Regions from separate parts of the Homo sapiens genome. Here region 1 is linked to region 2. The links are chromatin loops, found by intact Hi-C in ENCODE. Cell type or tissue: MCF 10A. All regions are shown on one strand. Each heading gives the region's core, and the rest is flanking DNA. Links, peaks and the distances in the headings are about the cores only. Region 1 has its middle 58 kb from the start of LINC01892. Region 2 holds the start of LOC124904239 (a long non-coding RNA gene).

What was found. Hi-C counts contacts between places; a loop is a spot of excess contacts. Peaks named below come from ENCODE experiments on the same cell type or tissue, not always from the same donor. Only the 100,000 strongest peaks of a DNase experiment are listed, where the experiment ranks them.
Region 1: it touches region 2 in a loop (9-fold over the local background); 3 of 110 quality-filtered maps call a loop at or near these places.

What each region holds. Positions count from the first base shown.
Region 1 is chr18:5,018,648-5,026,991 of GRCh38, forward strand. No RefSeq gene overlaps it. Among named protein-coding and RNA genes, the nearest start is that of LINC01892, 58 kb to the right of the region's middle. In MCF 10A, for the core only: a CTCF peak has its summit at 4,864 (motif pointing left); no DNase peak of the experiment used is centred there.
Region 2 is chr18:4,178,030-4,186,373 of GRCh38, forward strand. All of the region lies in intron 1 of DLGAP1 (DLG associated protein 1), which reads right to left. It overlaps LOC124904239 (a long non-coding RNA gene), which reads left to right and starts at 3,131. Exons shown (of 2, transcript XR_007066271.1): 1 at 3,131-3,587; 2 at 4,128-8,344. RefSeq lists an enhancer at 4,200-4,494. In MCF 10A, for the core only: a CTCF peak has its summit at 4,374 (motif pointing right); no DNase peak of the experiment used is centred there.

The DNA of each region.
Region 1 (8,344 bases), core at 93-8,092, 840 kb after region 2:
GTCCAGAGTTTCTTCCTTCCAGTGGGTTCGTGGTCTTGCAGACTTCAGGAATGAAGCTGCAGACCTTCGCAGTGAGTGTTGCATCTCTCAAAGGTGGCACCGCCAGAGTTGTTTGTTCCTCCCAGTGGGTTCGTGGCCTCGATGACTGAAGCCACAGACCCTCATCTGCAGACCGTTGCAGTGAATGTTACAGCTCTTAAAGATAGTGCAGACCCAGAGTGAGCGACAGCAAGATTTATTGTGAAGAGTGAAAGAACAAAACAACCACAGTGTGGAAGGGGACCCTAGTGGGTTGCCACAGCAGGCTCTATGGCCAAATTTTATTCCCTTATTTGGCCCCACCCACATCCTGCTGATTGGTCCATTTTACAGAGTGCTGATTGGTCCATTTTACAGAGTGCTGATTGGTCCATTTTACAGAGTGCTGACTGGTGCCTTCACAATCCTTTAGCTAGGCACAGAGTGCTGATTGGTGCGTTTTTACAGAGTGCTGATTGGTGCATTTACCATCCTTTAGCTAGCCACAGAGCACTGATTAGTGCGTTTTTACAGAGTGCTGACTGGTGCATTTACAATCCTCTACCTAGACAGAAATGTTCTCCAAGTACCCACTCCACCCAGAAGCTCAGCTGGCTTCACCTCTCAATGTCATCCAAGTAGTAGCATTACTGGTGTTGCAGCCTGGACCTGACACAGACTTCTTTTCTGCTGTAGACATTACTAAAGCAGGAAGCCGTCCTTTTAACTTACTACATGACTTAAAGGTGTATTTCCAAGTATGGAATAATAAGCTACCCCCAGAATGGAAAACAAAAAAAAAAACAAAACAAAAACTCCATCAGGGCCAGGCACAGTGGCTCACGCCCGTAATCCCAGCACTTTGGGAGGCCGAGGAGGGTGGATCACGAGGGCAGGAGATCCAGACCATCCTGGCTAACACGGTGAAACCCTGTCTCTACTAAAAATACAAAAACAAAATTAGCAGGGCGTGGTGGTGGGTGCCTGTAGTCCCAGCTACTCGGGAGGCTGAGGTGGGAGAATAGCGTGAACCCGGGAGGCAGAGTTTGCAGTGAGCCGAGATCGTGCCACTGCACGCCAGCCTGGGCGACAGAGGGAAACACCGTCTCAAAACAAACAAAAACTCCATCGGTCCATTTTAGTGGTGGAAAGTACAAAATGCAATAATTTGTCTTTTATTCTGTAAGAGTATTTCTTGCTATGCTTCAGACCACTGGACTCCTAACAACTTCAGTGATGTATTGAGCCCCTAAATCTTTATTAGGCTTATTCCCCACTCTATGGAAAGTATGTACATATAATTAAGAAAAGGAAGAAAAATAAAAATAAAAAGCCTGATGAAATAAGTTATATGATCACTTTTCTTCTATGTCCATATGATATTCCAGAATTAATACATGAATAAATGAATGAAGGAATCACTGCTTCTTATTTATCTGTGCCTGAAGAAAACTTAACTGATCAACCATCCTACACTGCTTCATAAAAATGAATTTCTTAAAAAACCAATCAGGACTAATTTAGCAAATCCAAATGTATAAGGTGCTAGAAAATTTTGCTGTTTAATTTTTCAATATACACCACTCTTCTAAACCTCAAGTATGTAATTAGAAAACCAACTCCTGGTTAATTTGGATATGCCAAATCAACATAAGGAGAGAAATCACTGTGCAATTATATTAAAATACAGATTAAAACATTCGGAATGAATCCATCTTTCTGTTATTATTGTTTTCAACATCTTTTAGAGCAGGCTCTGCTAATAGTCCTTGCTTTTTGTCTTCCTTTCTTTTACCTTCAGATTGAAAGTATGTTCTTTTTGTGAAAATTATTTGATGTTCAGAAGAATCAAAACACCTTGTGATGTGACTTTGAAACCCTCTTGAGATCCTCTATGCCACTTTAAGGCAATTCTTCCCATCAACAGGCATTTGAAATCTCTTCCATGCAAATTATTATTTTTCTTAGTTCACAAATCCAACCTGCAAGTTTAAAAATGGGTTGCACATGTGAAAAATTCCAAGTAAAATCCCCTGATAGAAAGTAATGTGATCAAATAGAAAGACTGAAGATTCTAGTCATTTTTGATACCCTCATAGACCATGATCTGGAGCAGCATAGTTAACTCTTTGACTACTTTATTGTACGAAGAAAAGAGAAATAATTACTTGAATCTACCAACTTGGCATGATAAATAAGATTGTCAGAAGAAATGTTTGTCAAATGCATAACTCAAAAGATGTCCTAAAAATTCATAATTTCTAGTGTTCTTTTTGTCAAGCCAAGCATGATAGTATCATAGCATCATTTATTTGCTCATGTAACTACTAAGGATCATAGTATCATTTATTTGCTCATGTAACTACTAAGGGCTTTAGTGGCATGCAGCTCCAAGCTAATTACCAATAATTTTCATGGATTTGTTTTTTTCCCTCAGAAATCCAGCCTGGGTATGATGAAGAAGGAGGAGATGTTTTTTGCTCAACCTAAATGTTGAGCTTCTATTCATAGTCTAGTCTAAATGTTGTGCTTCTAGCAAAAAACATCACCAGGTCGCTTCTCAACAGTATATTCCTACTACTGTCTCCCTTACCAAATTCCACCAATTAAGATTAATTTGGGTGAAAACCTCCACTTTGAGGGTATTAAGTATAGGCTCTATTCACTCATTAATGTTAAAAAGCACTACGCTAATTCAAGCTCAATACTTGGGAGTTTTTATTGATGTGAAAAGAAGTAGGAAAATTCATCATGGAGAATAAATTACTTCAAGAGGGATGAGTAGACCAGAATGGTGTTGAAAGATTTGAGCACCCGGAAGACACTGAGTGCTTAGAGGATGTGGTGGGGTATGGAAATGGAAGGGAAAAAAGAGAAGACTGGCTTGCCAATTAAGTGCCCCCATATTCATTTTTAGGCAATCTCACTGGGGGTTTATCTTACCAACCTTGTTAGAGTAGGTAGACAGACAAACATGAGCAGGAAAGGCAGTCTCAGAGGAAGCAAGCTCTGGAAACCTTGCCCCACTAGCAATCAGAAGAAAACAATGTCCACATCTGAACTTGGGGTTAAGCTCATCCAGCCCTAGCAGGAAATGACTTCAGTAGGGACTTTTCCCAGTAGCAAGCATGTGCACTTTGATTTGGCTCACCCTAAAAGTAACCTTTTGCTCATTAAAATAGTAAAAAACACACCCCTGGGTGAAGATTTAAAATGCTAATGAGACAACTGACATATGTACTGGCATGTACAGCCACAGCACAAGCACATCTCAGGGACCACTCAAAACATGCTTGCTAGTAACATCCCTTCATGCCCCTTTCATGAATAATCATGTAAAACTCCCATAAGGGAGCTTCCACAGTGATAATTTGGGCTGTCTTATTCTCAAGCAGCCCACTCTGACCCAGATTTCAGGGGGTCCTGTCATTTTAAATAAACTTTACTAATGCTTAACTATCACTGCATGTCTCTTGGTTGAGTTCTTTCCTCTCAGAAGATAAGAACCTAGGACCCCACACTTCCGGGTCACAATTTCTGATTGGAGTAATTCGAATTTGCGTAAAAAACAGCAATATTCTGCTTGCCATAATTAATTCTATCCCCCCAGTCCCATGCAGTCTAATTCCAATCCTGTAGTATTCTTTCAGTTCCTTCCTACTCGCGATAAAAACGAGAAAGGAGAAAATAGAGAAAAGAAAGACAAAAGCTGGTGCCAGTTGCCTGCTGACAAAGGAAAAGTCAGATTCCTGCCTTTGAGATCCACTATTTCTTGCTCTATTCCATGAAGAATTCTCCTACTCAAGTCAGCAGCTTGAAACTATTCTCCATAAATGAGTTGGATCTCCAGGATCTACATAATTCAGAATAAAGTCACTTATTCTTTTTCAGGTATGGAGAGCTCATTATAAAGTAAAATCAATCTTATACAGAAAAACAGAATGGCCACTGACAGAGGATGATAAAAGATGAGTGAGGTTGCAAGGTCAGTGCCTCTGTTTGTCACTTAGGGTCCGGGTAGCAGACAGAAACCACACAGTAATCTGAGCAAGAAAAGTTTAACGTAGAATTATTAGCATGGAATTGGAATAATGGAAAATTGGCTAGTGAGAGTTAAAGAGGATTCTTAAGAACACAACAGCAACAGATATAAGGGAAAACCAATGTCCTTAAGACTAGGGAACTCACAGAAGGGCTCCTCCAAGCCTGAAATGCATACCTCTCTGAATACTGGGAAGTCCTTAAGGACCTCACCAGTGGTTCTTGCTGAAAATCTGCCCTCTAAGGTGCCAAGAGGTTCTGTTGGCCACTGAACACTTCTGGAATCATGCCCTTAGGAGCCCAGTGCAAGAAAAATCCCTTACTCTGGTAACTCCTCAGGAAGCCAGAGCTGGAGAAAGCTGTGCTATTGCAAAATTTATGTACCCTGAAGGATCCCAGGGTTAGAGAAAACTACGCTGCTACGACAGCTGATCTCTGGAGAAAGCATCTGCAGGAGACCAGCACTAGAGAAACTGCACAGAGGTTAAGGCTGGCAGGTGAATGTACGAAGGGTGTGTCAGGGAGTGAAAAGCCCAGTCACCAGCAAGGCATCATTGGGAGGTCTTGGGTGCATGGTGTTCATGTAAGGTGGTCACCAGGCTAGAGTCAAGTTGGGACTTTTCAAAATGATTGTGCAGTCTGGACACACAGCAAGAGTAGAGCATCACTGAATGCACCCCCATCCCAGTATATACACACATACTGCTGATAAATCCATGGAAAAGCAGCACACCACCAGCCGCAGCAGCAGCTGTGGAACTAGGAAGCTCTCTCTTTCTCCAATCTCCCTCCAGCTCCCTCTACTGGCAAAGCTTGATATTGTACTTGCTGCAAAGAAATGCTTCATTACAGTGGAGAAGGTAATTGAAGGGTGAATGTGGAGCAGAAGCCATAAATTGGCAACTGTCATATGGCTAGTAAAGTATCATAAATTTCGGCCATGCGAGGTGGCTCACGCCTGTAATCCCAGCACTTTGGGAGGCAGAGGCGGGTGGATTACCTGAGGTCAGGAGTTCGAGACCAGTCTGGCCAACATGGTGAAACCCCATCTCGGCTAAAAATACAAAAATTAGCCAGGCATGGTGGCACACGCCTGTAATCCCAGCTACTTGGGAGGCTGAGGCAGGAGAATTGCTTGAGCCTGGGATACAGAGGTTGCAGTGAGCTGAGATCCTGCCACTGCACTCCAGCCTGGCTGACAGAGTAAGACTCTGTCTCAAAAAAAAAAAAAAAATCATAAATTTCAATCAATGCATAAATAATAAATAAATCACAGAGTCCTGAGCTGACTTGGAAATCCCAAATTAAAATATAATGTTGCATAGGTAGTAACTAATATTAGCTTCAGTTTCATTACTTGCAAAATATGTGTTACTCACCTCAATTCACCAATTTAATTTAGCGAATAAAAATGGAAATATTAAAACCTCTCATCGTTGGTCACTATCCCCAAAAGCTTTCTTTCTCAGCTATTCAATCCTTATAGTCTAAAGACTGAAGCATTTGATTCTTCTCACTCTGTAACTCTCTTACTCTTTGCATTCAAGGAATCACCATAATTATCTTAATTTCTGCTGCCAAAAATTTAAAACCTTTGAATCTAACATCATGAATTTTATCACCTGGTGCCTGTTTCTTTCTATTGTTACTACTCTAATACATTGTATAATATTGTCACAGTTTAATCTACCTAAAACACTTCTTGTTACATCAAGTTTTATTTTAAAAAATAAGTAACCATCTTATGTTTGATCAAATTAAACTTTCTTAGACTTGCATAAAATGTCCCACATTCAGCTGCCTCAAATGACTTTTTTCAAGCTATTCTGTTAGACAGCCTTTTGGGTTTGTATGCCCAAGAGGCATCTGTCTATAGGGCAGTGCTTTTTTTACTCCTCCTGGCATTGCCACCTTGTCTCCTAAAGCAAGAAACTGATGCCTCCCCACTCGCCACCATCCAAGAAAAGAATAGTCTCTATCAACTGTCTCATTTATCTTTTTGGTGCTGTTTTTTAAAAGGGCCTGAAGACACTTGGTTCAGTACCTTCTAGTTGCTCTTTTGTGGAAAGTGTGCCCTCAGGATGCATACATTCTCTGCTCCTCCAGGCAGTAAGTTTATAGAGGGGTAAAATATCTTTTCTGGTGGGTATATTAATGTACCAAGCAGAAAAGCAGTAAAATGAAGTACATTTGGCTGTAGATCTAAATCATATTCTCCAATCCAGCTTTCATGAAATTGAAATTTGGTTTCCATCTGTTTTACTCACATGTTTTATGTTTCATATGATTCCACACTCTGCAGGAAAAGAATAGTGTAACTTAATTTTCTCCCTAAGCCCCAACCCTGTGCATGCCATGGGACGATGGTAACTTAGAGCTCACACTGGGTCATAAGTGAAAACACGGGTGCCTGAGAGGTTAAAGGGAATAGTTCAATTTAAAGAATGACTTAGTAGTTCAGATTTCAGAAGTCTTAATGTGATGCTATTGGTAGTAAACCATGGCTCTTTCTACTGGGGAGTCATTGGAGTCCCTCTGAGAATCCAGTGAAAACAAAGAAAAATCTCTTCTGAAAAATTCATGGTATTACATTAACACATATATTTGAACAATTTCAGGAGATTCACAGACTTCCTAAACCCTAAAAACTGACCCTCACCTATTTCATGGATGCTAGGGTAAGGACTTCAAAGTCACTCTTATTATGTTTATTCCTTTTTAATTTAAACTTATATTATTCCTCCTCCTCTGATTTTATCTTCCTGCAGATTTCATTTTCTTCCCTATAACGTCCACTGGTTTGGGTTATTTTATCTAAAATTTAAAATTATTTATTAATATATTTCTTGCTTCTCAGGTCCATGTTCTAAGTTTATATGGTATTTATCCATAGAAATAACTAATATCCATGCCATGACAGCATGATACAGCTATTACAATATGCACAAAATATTACCTCTGAACATGGACTCCTGAAACTAGCATTTGATGTGGTTGAGCTGAGTTGAATGTCGAAAGTGGAAATGATGCCTTTAAAGCACATACAAATGCAATCAGATATAAATATGAGTAGGTATAATAAATTTGGAGCACTTAGGCTTGGTCAGTATTATCAATATGCCTAAAATAGAACTGTTGAGGGTTTTAGGTTGAATTCACACATAAAATTGATTAATAGGGAACAGTTGGCATAATTCTAATATTCATTGACTTTCAGATTATGCCAATTTTTGTATGGAATTAAACATGCAAATTAAAATTGTTCATATTATGCAACATGAACATAATAGCATCTGTAGTCCTTTTCATATAACAGCCTTTTAAATGTGAGTTTCATCCGAAGACCTAGGGGATAAGAGATAACACCTTCCAAAGGAAGTGCTAGACCACATGCAGCCTTCATCAAGGAGACCTCTGAAAACAGTTGACAAGCCTCATACCCCACCCACATTAATTTTTTTTTTTAATCAGATGTTGGGTGTTGAAATATTTTGTTTTTTTGTTTTTGTGGGGCTTTTTTTGTTTTTTCTGAGATAGAGGACCTTTGGAAAGATTCTTCCCCTGAAGTTTTTTTTGTGTGAGAACCTCAGTAGTGTTCGGTGGTGTGCTGGTAAATGCTAACAATCGGCTCTCTGGGAAAGAAGAAAACAGCCTGGGTTTGTTGTGTTTGCCGATTTCCATGGTGTAAATAGTCCCACCATGGCTTGTTTCAGGCTACCAATGTGAAGTTCCTGAGTGCATAATTGAAAAGAGGTGTGTAGGTTCTCACCCCGTGTTTCCACCTTACAGGCAAAGGAGTAAATTAGCTCAAGGACATAGATAGTAGTAAATAGAGTAAAATCATTAGGAAGCCATGATTTTTTTTAGCATTTATTGCCTTTGTTTTTAATATTTAATTATACGTTTATATAGCTTGATTTTAATGATGGCTGTGGTTAGCAACTAGTGTAAAATTTCTGAAATTTTGACAACAAACTCTGTGAGTCAATTTTGGCCAGCTCTAGCACGCCCCTGAATTAAGAGGTGTTGCTCCTCCTGCTGACTCTGGATAAAGCTAGTGCATGAAAAACAAACCCCAAAGTTTTAGCAAAAAATCCAAATGCTTGACAATGTGCCCTGTACGTTAAGCCATAAAGAAACTGACACTCTTATCAATTGTCAGTGAGAATGCAAAATGCTGTGACTTTTATGTATGTTTGGCAATACATAATAATACATGCATTTGCCCTTTCTTCGACAGTCACACTTACAGGTATCTTCCCTGAAAAGGCAACTCCACAAGTAT
Region 2 (8,344 bases), core at 168-8,167:
TTCAAATCCTATTCTTTCTATTCAAATCCACACCATCCACGTGACTTCCACTCAAATCTTTATTGAATTCCATTCAAGTATTATCTACTTCTGAGATTCAGACTATCCCACTATAGGGTCTTACTCTCTCTTCCTTATCTCTACCTGTAGAAATCCTACGGGTCCTGGAATAAACACACACACACACACACACACACACACACACACACACACACACACACACACATTAGAGATAGGGGTCTCCATATGTTGCCCAAGCTGAACTCAAACTTCTCAGCCTAAGGGATCCTCCTGCCTCGGCCTCCCTAGATGGAACTATAAGCACACACCACTATATATTTTTTTTTATCTCTGCTTACTTGATTCTAAAACATGTTTTAGAACACATCATAGTTTGTTTTATAATTTTTTGCATACTTTTCTTAGTTTCCAGTATGAATAATCTTAAGGTCAGACACTAAACCTTATTTATCTTTGTGTATCTCATAGTGACTAGTATGGTGCTTCAGAAATAGAATAAGGTGCTCTTTAAATGTCTGTTTAGTATATGGTTCAGTAAATATTTTTTCATACCCATTTCTTTGCATATTAACCAATGACACTCACTAGAGTTTAGAATGATATTATTTTATACTGACTGTAAAGGACATGCTTTTTATAGTCATATTTTATATTATGAAAACATTCCAAGAGCTTTTTCCAAGAATCTTAAAATATACAGAGCTTGATAAATCTCATGTAACTTAAATAATAAATAGTAAGTATATATTAAGGTCAATGTACTTTCATATTACATTTTAGAGTATGAACATATTGTTATAAAGAGTATGCAATATAGAAATGTCTAAACTAATATCTACTGAAAATGATTACATATATGATGCTAGATTATCTTGAAATAGAACATTATTCATAACATTTTTATTTATAATAAACCCACCCATTGCAAGGAAAATTATGTGTTTAGTGTAAAAATCACAGTATGCTAGGAACATGATTCCTATCCTAAAACAATAAAACATTTACATGTTGAGAGCAATTTGTGTAAAGGTAGCTCCTTCGCAGGACAACAAAGCAGAGATTAAAATGCAACTCTGCCCTTTAAGCTTAAGACAAAGAAATACGGTTTTTATTTATTGGATAAGTCTGTACCTCTTTTTTTTGTAACCTTCAAACTGATGAGGATTATGAAACATCAAAATGTCACCACGTGATAAGTGAAAGTCACCATTGTTCATAGGAATCATCTGAGGGTGCCCTGCATTCTGCTAAATGACACCGGCAACTGTAACAGCTGTCAAAAGTAAAGGCCCTAATGATGCTCATAGGCAGAAATGCTCCCTATTCAATAAAATAGAGCTAGTTTCTGCTTACATTTAAGTTCCTAACTTAAGACCATTTCCTTTCAACATTAAAATAGTCATGATGCCTTTTGTTATTATTGTTCTTATTGATTCAGTGCCTATTGAGTACCACGCACTGTGATAAGTGTCTTACATTAATTATAAGACATACTATCATCATTCTATGAGATGAGGAAACTGAGACACAGAGTAACTTATTCAAGGTCACACAGCTGGTTATGAGAAGTATGTTATCCTAGACTCTCACATTTAGGCCCAAATTGTAGCCTCTTAAAGCCTCACACATATCCTATGTGCTTTAGTGTCTCAATAAGTTTATTTGTAATAAAATGAAAAGAAAGCTCTTTCTTCTATTTTAAGTACATGAATCCTAGAATCAAAACTTCTGGCAACTTGAAATCTTCTCCCAGTAACCTCACTCAACACTTATCGAGCCATTAAATCTCGGCTGCGTCCCTTGGGGAAGGCACTTTACCTCTCTGATCTTCAGTGTCTGTATTTTTCAAATTGGGCATAATGGCATGAACTTTATCAGTTGTTTTGGGGTGAGTGAAAGTCATTTATATTGCCCTGGATACATGGTAGTCCTTATAAATAAGTCTTCTATTCTGAGCTAAGGAATTTGGACTTTACTGACAGGCAATGGAAATCCTCAAATAACACAGCAACATGGATCTCCCTCGTGATCTCCCTCTCTTCACAATCATGCGTGCATCAAAGATGAATTTTCTTTGAACACAACTTACACTTTTCATAATACGACTCTCTCCCTTTGTAGTTGAAAGGGCTTATCAGGTTTCCTACTTCACACAGAATGAAACAGAGGTGTTCTTGTTTGGATTGTTCCCCAGCACTCCTGACACTAGTGTTTGGCTTCAGTTACACTCATCCAGCAGAGTCCCACAAAGGAGGGTGACTAACTCATCTGGGTTTGTCTGGGACTTTACTACTTTTACTCAGTCCCAAACAAAATGGGAGAGGTGGCCAGTCACCCCAAAGACATTACACTTTCCCAAAATTCCACACATTTGACATTGCCCTTTGTGTTGCTCTATCAGGAACTGCACATCTTGCAAGGCTTAATTTAGAGCCAATACCATCATCACCTGGGGTAACTGGAGCAGGTGGCACCGATGGGAGAATTATTATTGAGTTTAATAAACTGGGATCTGATGTTGAAGGTTTTTAAAAAGTAGTTTGAAATAAATATTAAATACAAAAAGTTTCAATACTAGTACAAAGAATATGCATACAACTTTCACCCAGGCTCACCTAGTATTAACATTTCACCACTTTGCTCTATCATTTGTGTTCCGTTTCTCACACACATATAATATTCTTTAGATGGGGAAGGTTTACAAAATTTTATCATATGCTCAGAGGTAGGGAAAATCACTTCTAACCAGGAGGAAGTAATGGAGAAACTGGCTTTCAGTAAAGATTTGCTGGGAAGTCAAATGTTCAGAGCTCTGCTTGTGGAAGATGACAACTACAAGGGTGTCCAGTGAAGTCTAGAAAGAAGGCCAGGCTGGAGACAGAGGGATCAGTCAGGAAGCTGCTCAGAGGTCCAGGCACCAAGGACTTCTACTAATGGACAGAGATACTGATGGGTTTGAGCAAAAATAAAATAATATTCTTTTAGTGCCCAAGTTAGATAAGAGTGTCTCACATTTTCTTGACTATTTGACCTAACTTAGTAAGGTGATTTACGTCTAGGATTTTTCACATCTCTTTTATAAAATAGAGTCCTTTGATCACATCCATCTTCTCATCTTGGTTGTTTATAAATGAAATGTTAAAATGAAAGATTATGGGAAGAATTAGACTCCTGTTATTTCATGTGATGAACTCATTTCTTGGCAGAGTTACACTGGATGAGTTAAGATGTAACTGAAAATATGCTTCCCTCCTGAAACTTGGAATCTTGCTTTTAATTATCATTGAAATGTCACCAGAGATACATTTAAACAGTTTTTGATAAGACATGGACTAACAAACCGAATCCAACTGCTACAGGGACATTTTTTAATTTCACAGGTGGTTGAAATATATACTGCGGCAGTATAAAGGAGAAAATGCAGCAGGAGCTACCCGTGATAGGAGTCAATACCTCTGTGAACAAGGAGAAGCACTACTATCTTGGTTGAAAACACTCTTATTCGTAACAAAACCGAAAGCTCCTGTGTCTGATCTTTTAATAGACTTTCAAGGACACATTTTCAAGTAAGTACCACTATATCTGGACGACAATCAACCTTTAATTTCTTTCCTTTATTGTTCCTTTAAGTGTCTTTGGATTTCTTCTTTTTTTTTTAAAGTGTCTGGTATTTTGACATTCTCACTTCTCACATGGGCTGTATTTATGTATGGTACTCATCAACAAACACATCTACAGCTTTCGGTAGATAATGTTTTGTTTGCTCCAAAAAAAGAAATTAGGGGAGCCCTTACTGAGAAAGTAATAGCAGTACTACTAATAAATATGGGAGCTGTTTTCTTCCATTAGAAGAAACACCAGTAGCAACATATGTATTCCAATCTGTAGCACTAAGTGCACTCAATTAAAGAGAAGATGATAGCGATTTGCAGATCCCCCTGCTCCAGCCTATTTTTCAGTTGGCATGGTGGGGACTGGCTAGGGAGACCATACCCATCTTTCCAAAGCAGGAGTCGGGAAAGACTTGCTGGTAGCTTGAAGCTAGCCGTGGAAAAAGTGCATGCACTGCAGAAACTGGCAAATATTACCAACCTTTTTTCTGACAGCAGGTATGGGAAACCAGAATACGCTACACCCAAATGTGCCTCTTTGGCAGAAGTCTGATTGGGCTGAAGGAATTAAGAACAAGCAGAAGCAGGAAGGCTCTTTGCCCTCTCTCTATTTGCCTAAAATTGGGATGTAAATTTACAAAGACAAAAGCTATTTCACCTCCCCTCTCTGAAAGAACAAAGGTTAACCACTGAAGAGAGTTTTTCACCCTTACGGGCCGGAAGATGGCACCAGAGGAAACTACGTTAGCAAGCTTTGCAAACCAGCCTTTCTCTGCCAGTTATTTTCCTTCCCCCACCTTGTGGCCCCTAGAGATACAAAGTCTTTTTATTTTTTATTTTTTTTGTCTTGTCACTTCTCTAAGCATTGACTGTTCTTTGTAGAAGATCCCACATAAGTTGGAATTCAAGCCACCTCTTTGAAAATTACTCATTCCCTAGGTATCTTCCATGCGTGTATTAAATAAACATATTAATAAACTTCTGTTTGTTTTTCTCTTTTTAAAGTGTCTTTTGCTATGGGGTCCATTCCAACTTAAAACTTATCAGGGTTGAGATAATAATTATTCTTCTTCCCCTACACTGGTTATTAAATGTTGCCACCACACTAGCACCTACAAAGGATAGTTGGGTTTTAGAAATGCTGGACCATGGACAGGTAGAATCAAGTGAAATAATAATGTGCTGCCCTTAATGAAGCTGTTGTCTGTCAATAGTTGATAACACCGAATTCACTTCATAAGGGTAGAGAGGAAGAAAACAATGTTTGCAGGAGATTGTGAACAAGGAAGGAACACATTTCAGATAAGGGTAATCATAGCTGGGCTCCTTAAAATGGCAATTATAAACATGTCCCTATTATTTCAAAGGTAGGCCAATGACTGATGGTTACAGAAACATGAGCTACCAAAACAGACCATCAGAAACCAAAAGAAAAAATATGTGAACAAAACAGCTTTTTAGGAAGAAAATACATTAAATCAAATTCTTGGCATTTTGAATATGCAAGAAAATTAAATATACAAGTCATACTGAAAACTGTCAGTCCTTTTTGTGCATAGCTTGATGACTACCAGGCAAACCATTTTCCCTAATTGAGATTTAAGAAAAATAGACGAGTTTAACTCTAGTGCAAAATAAAATGACTTAACTGACAATGTGAGAGGCTAACTGAAGAAATAAGAAATATTTAGAAAGAAGAGAGATATACCAGGATTTCATAGATTACATGAGAAGAAGCAGACTAAAGGGAACATTTCATTGTATATTATTTCTCTCTATATATGTCTATCAAAAGTAGGCATTTCAAAAAATCAAAAAATTATTTGAAGGTACAAGCCACTTTATTGACAAAATTACCTTTTGCACTATAATTTAACTTTCTTAAACTTTTGACCTTGTTTCTTGACCTTTGTACATTTTCCTTTTCTTTTTTAAATTATGTGGCTCCTTTGAGTCATCCATTTCCTCTTTCCTCTGGAAAGGGAAGAGTCATGGATTCCAACCTTTCTGCTAGAAGCTACGAAGAATTAATTGCCATGTAGGTTTCCTTGGAAGACGTCAGATAATCTTTACCTGGGTTTCATGCACAATCATTTCTTTAACAAGACTGAGCATTAGTCATACCTATAAATTAATTCTCCCTCTTGGTCTAAAACTAACATCTGAAAATACTGTACTTTTCCTTCACATCAAATATGGCCTAAGTAGCCTTTTCATTTTATTTTTCCAGAAAGCTTTCCCAGTAAAAAGACAGACCCGAGGGTATTTTCTCATCTTGTTGCAGAGAGTGATGGTACAGAATGTGCATAATGCCCACGCAGGAAAGTTAATAATATTCTACAAGCAGTCTATTTTTAGATTAATAGAGCCAGTTTACGCAAAGCAAATCTGTACTGCAGAAAGAAGAGCGTTAAATATTTGAAAAAATTCTGGATAAACTTTAAGAAAAAAGGAAACATTTTCTTTTCCTACATTGGGTCTAACATAATTAAATGAATTCAAAGGCTTAGCCACTTTTGCAAAGGCTTAATTGCTTGTATTGATCGTGACCTAAATTTGCTTCTGCACAGTTTATAGAGCTACATTTGGCACTGGAACCAAAACCCCTTGGGACGAAAAGCCATAGCCATCCTGACATTACCAAATGGTAGAATAATTATTTACATTTATTAACATGGAGATAAAGATCATTTTGTTGGTTGACCAGATAACTAGGTCTTTCCTGGCTAATGCTGCATTAAAATACATAGTCTCAACAGTCAAGAATTCTCCTAGTGGGCTTTGGTAGACCATAATTTTAGTTAACTCAGAGAAGAAAAATCCCTCAGTGTAAACACTGGGTCATTATTTTAAATCTATTCAATAAATCGGTATCGTACATAACCCTCACAGACATGCCGATTTCGTTCAATGGTATTTCTAATCACCGATAAGCCTATATAGAGAGTAAACACACTACCCAGGATCCTACTACTTGGATAAAAAGCCAACATCACCCTGCCTTTCCTTCTTTTAAGATAAAAGGGAAATCAATGAGTTTTTATTTTTATTTTTTAGGAGTGCAATCTACTTATTTTGCCATACTAAACTAAAGTTCTGGGATCCCCTGATACTTGTGCAAGTTACCGCATACACATCTCTGATGGATGAAGGAATGTTTCTTCCATTCTAAGCACCCTGCAAAAGCCATTTATATTCTGAGGCCTGAACTATATGCACCTAGTGTCCTGCACTGTCACTCAGAGATTCTTTCTCTTCTTCCAACTACTCCCTGACTCCTTTGATGTTCTATGAACACTTTAATACGTTAGAGATCACTTAATGCAGTTGATTTTAATGATCTGCACACATCCCTGTCTTCCCACTAGACTGGATACTTTCCTAGTTATCTTTTCCTCATTCATCTTTTTATTCCCAGGGCCCTCGACAGTGTCTGTTAAATACTATTTACCTTAATATTTAGTAAATTTGCAAAAGGTGTGAGTGAATGCTCCTTTTTTCTAATATTTTATTTTTAAAATTAGCTTTAATATTAAATACAATAAGACAAGAATAAAATTTGGTTTCTATTTTAAACAAGATTTTCATGAAGTATTTGAGGTTTTTTTTTTTTAACTTTTATTTCAGGTTCAGGGGTCCACGTGCAGGTTTCTTACGTAGGTAAACTTGCGTCATGGGGGTTTGTTGTACAGATTATTTCACCACCCAGGTACCCAATAGTTATTGTTTCTGATCCTCTCTCTCCTCCAACCCTCGACTCCCAAGTAGGCCCCAGTGTCTTTCATTCGCCTCTGTATTTATCCATGTGTTTTCATCGTTTAGCTCCCACTTATAAGTGAGAACATGAGGTATTTCATTTTCTGATCCTGTGTTAGTTTGCTAATGGCCTTTGGCTCCATCCATGTTCCTGTAAAGGACTTGATTTCTTTCTTTTTTATAGCTGCATAGTATTCCATGGTGTACATGTACCACATTTTGGACATTTGATGGACATTTAGGTTGATTTCATTTAGGTTGAATGCCATTGAGGGACATTTAGGTTGATTTCATGTCTTTGCAATTGTGAATAGTGCTGCAATGAACGTTTGCATGCGTGGGTCTTTATGGTAGAACGATTTGTATTCCATTGGGTATACACTAGCAATGGGATTGCTGGAACAAATGGTAGTTCTGTTTTTAGCTCTTTAAGGAATCATCACACTGCTTTTCACAATGATTGAACTAGTTTACACTCCCAGCAACAGTGTATTAGCATTCCCTTTTCTCTGCAACCTCGCCAGCATTTGTTTTTTGACTTTTTAATAATAGCCATTCTGACCAGTGTGAGATAGTATCTCTTTATGGTTTTGATTTGCATTTCTTTAATGATCAGTGATATTGAGTTTTTTTCATCTGCTTATTGGCCTCATGTATGTCCTCTTTTGAAAAGTGTCTGTTCCTGTCACTTGCCCACTTTTTAATGGTGGTGTTTTTTCTTGTAAATTTGTTTAAGTTCCGTATAGATGCTGGATTTTAGACCTTTTTCGGATGCATAGTTTCCAAATATTTTCTCCCATTCTGTAGGTTGTCTGTTTACTCTTTTGACAGTTTCTTTTGCAGTGCAGAAGCTGTTAAGTTTAATTAGATCTCATTTGTCAACTTCTGCTTTTGTTGAGATTGCTTTTAGCATCTTTGTCATCAATCTCTGCTAGTTCCTATATCCAGAATGGTAT